Linked DNA regions of Mus musculus: regions 2 and 3 are each linked to region 1. A link is a loop called in an ENCODE intact Hi-C map of the cell type or tissue named here. Cell type or tissue: heart. All regions are shown on one strand.

The links. A loop is a pair of places that touch in the nucleus more often than their neighbours do. Peaks named below come from ENCODE experiments on the same cell type or tissue, not always from the same donor. Only the 100,000 strongest peaks of a DNase experiment are listed, where the experiment ranks them.
Region 2: it touches region 1 in a loop (2.4-fold over the local background); 6 of 42 quality-filtered maps call a loop at or near these places.
Region 3: it touches region 1 in a loop (3-fold over the local background); 5 of 42 quality-filtered maps call a loop at or near these places.

Annotation. Positions count from the first base shown.
Region 1 is chr2:30,434,813-30,437,312 of GRCm38, reverse strand. Ptpa (protein phosphatase 2 protein activator) reads right to left here. Exons shown (of 10, transcript NM_138748.5): 5 at 1,632-1,749. Among named protein-coding and RNA genes, the nearest start is that of Ptpa, 20 kb to the right of the region's middle. In heart, CTCF peaks have their summits at 1,001 and 1,306 (motif pointing left); DNase peaks (open chromatin) are centred at 342, 962, 1,352 and 1,685; H3K27ac peaks cover 498 bases.
Region 2 is chr2:30,604,056-30,606,555 of GRCm38, reverse strand. All of the region lies in intron 1 of Cstad (CSA-conditional, T cell activation-dependent protein), which reads right to left. Among named protein-coding and RNA genes, the nearest start is that of Cstad, 10 kb to the right of the region's middle. In heart, no CTCF peak of the experiment used is centred here; DNase peaks (open chromatin) are centred at 655, 975 and 1,455; H3K4me3 peaks cover 984 bases; H3K27ac peaks cover 2,500 bases.
Region 3 is chr2:30,593,974-30,596,473 of GRCm38, reverse strand. It overlaps Cstad (CSA-conditional, T cell activation-dependent protein), which reads right to left and starts at 1,430. Exons shown (of 2, transcript NM_030137.2): 1 at 1,400-1,430. The coding sequence starts at 1,404. In heart, a CTCF peak has its summit at 1,553; DNase peaks (open chromatin) are centred at 1,213, 1,503 and 2,363; H3K4me3 peaks cover 1,789 bases; H3K27ac peaks cover 2,500 bases.

The DNA of each region.
Region 1 (2,500 bases):
CCATGCTGGATCCCAGTAACAAATGAGTCCTTGCCTCAAAGAGCTCATGATTAGTCAGAGACCACAGACATTAAATATTAAATATATAGTTACTACTTTGAGTTTAGCTATTTGGGAGACAAGTGGGTAACTGAGGCACATCCTAGGGGGACCCTAATTTCAGAGTTCAAGGTTTTCTCCTAAGGAAATAATGTTTAAAATAAAAGAGGAACGGGAGGTGGCCAGCACAAAGGAGAGTAGGAAATCATTTTAGCCAGAAGCAACAGCACACAAAGGCCACAGTAAGTAGTCAGTGTGCCTCCAGCAGAGGGCACAGAAGGCGGCTCTGACCAGATGGATGTGAACAGCCATGCTAAGAGCTTGCGTGAGCCCTGATGAGGGATCACGAGGGAGGAGGACCCTCCTCTCCTAGTCATACCCAGCAGCAGTCAGCTCTGCACAGAGCACTGGCTAGACCCTAGATCCTGTTCCTTATGTAGTAAGACAACTGGAGGGAGGTGCAGCCAGGTGTTTCAAGCGACCTCTGCAGACCAGACAGCTGCCAGATATGGATGCACACACGCTCAATTATGGTCACCTATAAATTTCCGAATGGGGTTCTGGAGAGATGGCTCAGCGGTTAAGAGCACTGACTGTTCTTCCAGAGGCCCTGAGTTCAAATCCCAGCAACCACATGGTGGCTCACAACCACCCCTAAAGAGGCCCTCACTTATAATAAATAAATAAACAAATAAACAAATGAAACTAAGCTAAAATAAATAAATAAATAAATTTCCAAATGACAGCCAGGCTACCCCATGCCCCAGAACTCTTTTCCTAGTTGGGCATTAATCAAAGCTCCCCATATCCCAGAGTCTCAGAACTGTTGTCAGCAGCAAGAGGAACAGAGGACAAAGTTCTCCAAGGCTCTGCCTCCAGGCACGCCTTCCCCAGGGCTTGCTGACACTCGTGCGCCCTCTAGCTCTCCTTCCCAACCAAGCGGGAGACAGCACATCTCTCAAATGCCTACTTTAGTGAAAAGAGGAAAGGAAGCCCTTATCACAATGGGTCTCCTGGACTATGGAGGCTATCTCAACCTAGAGACCACGTCTCTTTAAAGTCCCTGCAACAGCTTAGCCAAAATGGATGACAGAGCCAAAGATCATCAGCACAAAGAAAATGGCTGAGAGACAAGAGAGGTGAGGAGAGAGTGGGCTATCAAAGGTTTTTCTTCTCTAGGCATCTGCCCTTAGTAAGTGCTCAATAAACTATCTCTAGAGTGATGAGGCATCTAAATAGAAGCCAGCTTCACCAAGAACAGAAACCAACTCTCAGCAGTGTCGTGCCTGTGGCAATAGCACCACCTGGTGGCATAAGATAGAGCCAGCAGTCACTATCCCTCCCAACAACACTGCTGAAACCCATACATTCCCACACCCATACACCCATACACCCTACACATACACACACACACACACACACACACACACACACACACACACACACACACCCCTCCCTACTTCTCAGGGGCCTGACAAACTGTTGCTTTCTCAGAGACCCCCCAAGACTGTGTGGAGCATAGAGAAAGCAGCTCAGGCAACATGAAGAAAGCAGCAAGGTCCCCATCACCCAGAGCCCTCAGCAGCAGATACCTGTGCCATAGTCAATTCGTGTGGAGTTCCCCACAGCCTCCTTCAGGTAAACTGCCACTTCAGGCACAGCAGCAGCCAGGTGGGTGGGGACCACTGTGGCCACCAAGTTTTCTGCTTCCTGATAACATAAGAGACACACAGTGGTGGCAGCAGATTAGGCAGCACCTGGGTGAGCAGGCAGCCACTGGGAAGCATCTGCCTGGGGTCCAGGCATCGAGGCTCGCCTGCTTCCCAGTTCTGAGAAGCTAGAAAAGGGGAGGGAACTCCTAGGGTGACTTGGGAGCAAGATAAGGCATCAATGCGCCCCAAGGTCTACAGAGATTATGGGATGTCCAGCCTATTATCCCCATAGTTGCTGGGTCCACTCCCAGAGCAGTAAGCATGCAGGCTAGAGTCTGCCATGACATGCACGGGAAGGTTCCAAACAGCATTAGTTATCCCAGTCAGAACATAAAAACTCAACGACAATGTCCCAAAATAAATACACCACACAGAGTTCTGCAACACAATACTACACAACAAAGAAAAGGATCCGTCTCCAGTGACAGCAGTGAACCTGACCGACATAAGGTCAAGTAAAGGAGACTACCCAAACATGCACGCCAAACACAAATAAAACCCATGTCTGCAACAGTAATGGAGAGAGGCCGGGAGAGCAGCGTTCCCGAGCGTGCCGGGCCTGCCTGGCAGAGGGCGGGGGGTGCTCTGCAGCTTGCTTGGGTGGTAGGAGCACTGCAAACACTGACCCCAGGCTGCTGCAACTTGCTTAGCTACTGCTAGCTTTCTTCCAAGTTCTGACTTCTAACTAAAGTCTATCTTCTGAGACACCAAGGCCACGTATCACCAGAGTGCAGCAGCGGGGGGGGGGG
Region 2 (2,500 bases), 170 kb before region 1:
AAGCCCAAGGCGACCCAAGCACTGGGGTCTCTGGAGGGTCTCTTCAAGCTGTGTGACCTTAGGAGAGTCATTAACCTTTCTGTTTTCTAAGCAAGTAGTGTAATACGCCTCCCCTACAGTGTGATGTTTGATTAGAGTAGACCAAACGTATAAAACACTTGCACCCAACTGGAGTCTGGTGGCTCGTACCTGTGCCTTTAATCCCAGCACTAGGAAGGCAGAGGCAGGAGGATCCCTTGTCTATAGAGTGAGGGCCAAATGAAAACTGACCGCAGGAGAAATGTATGAGAGGCCGCTGAGCTACACATCCTTTTTTTGTCGACAGAGTCAAGTCTCTCTTTCCTACCTCCGGACCTACACAGGGCTTTGACTCTCAAGGGAACTTCCACCTCAGCACTAGAGGGCTTGTGACCCAAAAGACAGGTCAGCTGTGCGTTTCTGCAGGGATGTGGGCACCTGAGCAGACACATCCCCCAACTCCATCCACCCCTATCCCTGCCCCCCCCCCCCCCCCCCCCGCCACTCGCCAGAAGAGGAAAGTGGTCTAGCATTTCTGGCAGTGCCAGCACCCACCTCCTGGAGTCCACTGTGCAGATAAGGAAACTCAGGCTGGGCTGGAGGTGCGAAGGCTAGTGAGCCTCAAAGTACTGGAGATGGAGTTGGGCTGTTGACAGAGGGGCGGCCCCTCCCCCGAAGTGTAGGAGGACTCTCACCAGAAGAGCCATGAGGCTAGGAGAAAGAAATGAGCCTGAGGCCCATTGGCCTGCGGGTGAATATTTGGTACCTAACAAGATCTTGGCTGGAAAGAAATACCAGAGGAAGGGAGGAAAGAAAAAACCAGAAACTTCCTAAGTTAGCCCGACTGGCCTCCCTTGCTTCCCCTCACTGTCCCAGAGGCAAGGAACAGGGTGCTAGGCGATTCTCCACACCTTCAAGGGAAGGAAATTGGGACGGTTAGCCCAGCGGGAGCCTCCCTGCTCCTGAGAACCTGGGCTGTGTAGAGATTATCCTGTGGAGGCTCTGAGCATCCTGGCAGGGGACGGTGACCTCTGCGCACCGACGTGGGTAGCAGCCCGGAGCCAAGAGAACCAACAAGGCCCTGCCCACGGCTGTGGCCCCGCAACACCTAGGTGGGCTGTGCCTATTCTGCTGGGGTGGCCTCTGCCTCCCTTAGAAGCCTAAACTTTGGAGCCTCAAAAGCCCGAGGTGGAGGCAGTGAGGAGAGCTGATGGGGGGGATGGGTGTGGGGGGTCGAAGTTACTGGAACCCTGGGGCTATTGCTCAACCTGGGGGAGCCCGGCCTTAAGGCCTGCCGGCCCCCACTGTATTGCCCCCCTACTCCGGTCCTCCTTCCCTCCCGGCTCCGCATAACAAACATTCTTCTCCAACCAACCCCTGCAGCAGCAGCCGGGAAAGGGGGGAACTACCGCAGACAGCAGGCGGCCGCCAGAAACGCTTAACCCCTTCGCTCCCAGCCGCTGGAGCCCATGGCCCCGGGGAGGGAAGTCGTAGCTGCCAGGGGCCTTCCCAGGCTCTGGTGACCCGGTCAGGTGACTGACCTGGATCAACAAGTCGTCAATCTGTCTGCCAGAAACTCACTCAAAAGTTTCCAGAGCTGGCCCTGGGCGGTGTAGTAGAGGGGGTGCGGGGACCCACCGCACTTCCCCAATTATAGTGCTCTGCCTGAACTGGTGGAAGTGGTTCCCACTAAGTTCGGAGGGCTTCCGCGTATCCAGAGGTGATCACTTTAGGGAGCTTAGGACAGAATAAGATTGACATCTTCTGTGGTGATCCCCAGGTGGAGAGTACACCTCTAACTCCCCACCCCCACCTTTCACCTTATGAAGTGAAGGCCAGAGGTTTGAGCTGGGAACCACATGGCCAAGTTTCTTCAATACAGAGTAACTCAGGGCCTGGGCAAGGTTCTGCCAGCAAAGCCTTTGCTACACCGGAGACCAGAGTTGGACCTGGAGCCCTAACACCAACATCAGAGACCCAAGCCTGGTAGCATTCTACTGTAATTCTAGGGGTAGATGAGAGGCCCACCAGTTGGGCCTAATTGTGGACCTTCAGGTCCCAGGGAGAGATCCTGTCTCAAAAACAGGGCCTGAGGACCAGGCTGGCCTTACCTTCCATGTGTGTGCATAAATACAAAACAGCAACCTAGTGTGTGGAGGTGGGAGGCAGGGGATTCAGGAACAGATCAATACACTGAGGGTCACCTGAAGACACCGAAGGTCCACCAACGGGATACACTCCACAGCATCCTGGTGGACACTCTCCTGCAGCCAGGGTAGCCACCCGGCTCCAGACTGGCTGGTCCTCTGGGAGAGGTCAGCACATCTGTATACACCTAGAGTCCCAGGATGCACCATGGAGACACAGGAAGATGTTAGCAAGTGCCGAGAGAGCCGAGAGCCCTGAGGCACACAGCCTCCTGGAGTCTTGAAGGAAACTTGAGTTCGAGAGCGAGAGCGACTGGCCCAGGCCCCTACCCTGT
Region 3 (2,500 bases), 160 kb before region 1:
ACTGGAAGTCACGGAGAAGCTGTTCAACCAAGACCCCCCTGGCTCACTGGGCTTGGAAGGTCTCAGGTTAGCTATTCCAGCACCTTCTCTATCTCTCAGACTCCCTTCCATCTTCATCCCACGGCCTGGGAGAGGAGGCCTGGGTGGCTCCGGTCTGAGCACTCTCAAGCCTTGCTCAGTTCCTTGCCTCAGTTTCCCCATCATAGATTGCCAATAACAACAACACTTGCTAGGGGTGTTGTAGGGACTGCAGAGATCTTTGTGGGGTGATCACAGTCAGGAGCCAGTTCCAGTGTGAGCTACTCCTTCCTCCCCCCGCCCCGCCCCCCAGGCACTTTGCATCTTCCCAGCCCAAGGGTGGCATCTCCTGGGTGTTGTATAAGAAGCCCCAGCCCCACAGGGCTGAGGATGGCTGGCTGCCTATCAGATGAGACATCTGCGTGTTTCAGGCCTATAGCTGCCCGAGATCCCTGCCTCTGTCTGGCTTCTTAAACCACAGAGCAAGGAATTTGATATTTCCTTGTAAGGGCTATGGGCTTTTGTGGTTCCTGTCCTCCTTGGGCATACAGTCTGATTGTGAGTCAGGAACCCAGAGGCTGCAGCAGGAGGGCTGGGGCAGGAGATACTTTCCAGAGAAGATGCTCAGAGGAGGGGCAGGGGAGACAGAGGGTAGCAGAAACTGCTGGAGGCACCCAGGAGCTCACTGTGGGTCAGGGCAGACCCTTACATGAGCTCACTCATGGGGAGACCTTGGGTTGGATAATCAAGGGGAACCACTGCTTGCAAAATCCCTGTCACCTGTGAAGACATAGAACAGGTTCTACCATCACCACCCCCATTTTACATATGAAGAAACTGAGGTTCAGGGAGGACAGCAGCACCCCTCTAGTCCTGCAGCTTTGGTCTATCTCTAGAGAAACCTAGGACCAGCCTGCGTGAGGCCTGTCCAGATCTGGAAGGAAGGGACTAGGGACCAGGGGTAGGAGTTGGGATGGAGGAGCTGAAGGGGTGGGCAGCAAAACCAAAGCCAAATCCTATTAGTACTAGGCAGAGAGATGGAGGAATGTGGGTGAGGACAGGGTCAGTCGAGGAGAGGCCTGGAACCCCTAGAGCACCGGATAGTTCCCCCTCCCTCCCAGGTGCGACCCCTCAACTTCCCGGAAGACACCACCCCCAGCTGGGCGGAGAGAAGGCCCACCGCCCCCGAGCCGCCCAATCAGAGGCACTCCCAGTCTGATGGCGGAGGCGCGGGCTGAGGGTTCCCCGGGCCTTCGGGGGAGCCCGGGGACCTGACCCCGACTCGGTGCCCCCGGCCCCCGCCCCCAGCCTCATTAGCACCGACGCCGGTTGTCTCCCCTAGCTTTCCGGTGGCTCCAGAATTTAAAGGTTAAATCCTAACCTCATCTCAGCAGTTTCTCCGGGCTTTGCCTACCCAGCGCCAGTTGCTGGTAATTATATGCATCTCCGAGCAGCCAATCAGCTGTCAGACTGACAGATACTGATCTTTTCGTTTTATTTTTAGCTCTGTGCTTCCCCCTCTAGTTGCAAAAAAAAATTCTGTTTGTTCTGAAAGCCGCTGCCTGCAGCCCTGCAGCCTGCTCTCATCTCTCCTCCAGCCAGGCGCGAGCAGGCAGCCACTGAGGATGAAGCCTCCATCCCTTCTCCAAAGCAAGGACAAAACGGCCTCTGTCCCCAGCTAAGGGCCGGCCAGGACGAAGCCCCGCTGCTGCACAGGGCCGAGGCGTCCTCGGATGCACAGCCACGGGAGAGAAGATGGCTTTGGCCTGGAGAGGTTGCGGCATGGAATGGAGACAAATCCTGTCGGTGGCGCCCGGAGGCCAGGAGAGGGGCAAAGACAAACAAATAGCGGGGCAGAGCTTCACTGAGAGTGGAGGGGCTTACACAAGCCAGTGACCCCAGAAAAGCAATCACCTCACAAAATGAACAGAAAGGGGCCTAGAAGCTGCCCCAGCTCAGTTTTGCATGGGTAGGCCATGCTAGGCACACTGGACCCTTCTAAGTCACCTGCCATGGGAAAGGCCAGCGATATGCACCCCTGGAGTCCTTTTATGGATCGTTCTAAAAGGCTGTATGGGTCTTCCAGGAGGCCCCTGGTCATACAGTAGATTTTGGAGAGGTCTGATAGACTCTACGGTTTATAGAATTTCCCCTTGTGCCTCAACACTCTGCCCCGAACTCATGCTTGGCCGTAGATAAAGAGAAGCCGGCCAGCCAGGACAGGGCCAGGATCCCATCATGACTTCTCTCTGGAGGTAGAATCCAGTTTAGGACACTGGCCACAGAGGCCTGGATTTAAGCCCAGGTCATGTTTCTCAGCTCTGGGTCCCTAAACAACCACAAGCTCTCAAAGCCACAATGTTCCCATCCATGAAGTGGGTCTCAGGCATGCCTGCACCTCTGGGAGTGACTTGAGGGTAGTAAATGGTCACTCCTGGCTCCAGCACCCCGGGCCTAGCGCCCTAAGAGTATCACCAGGTCC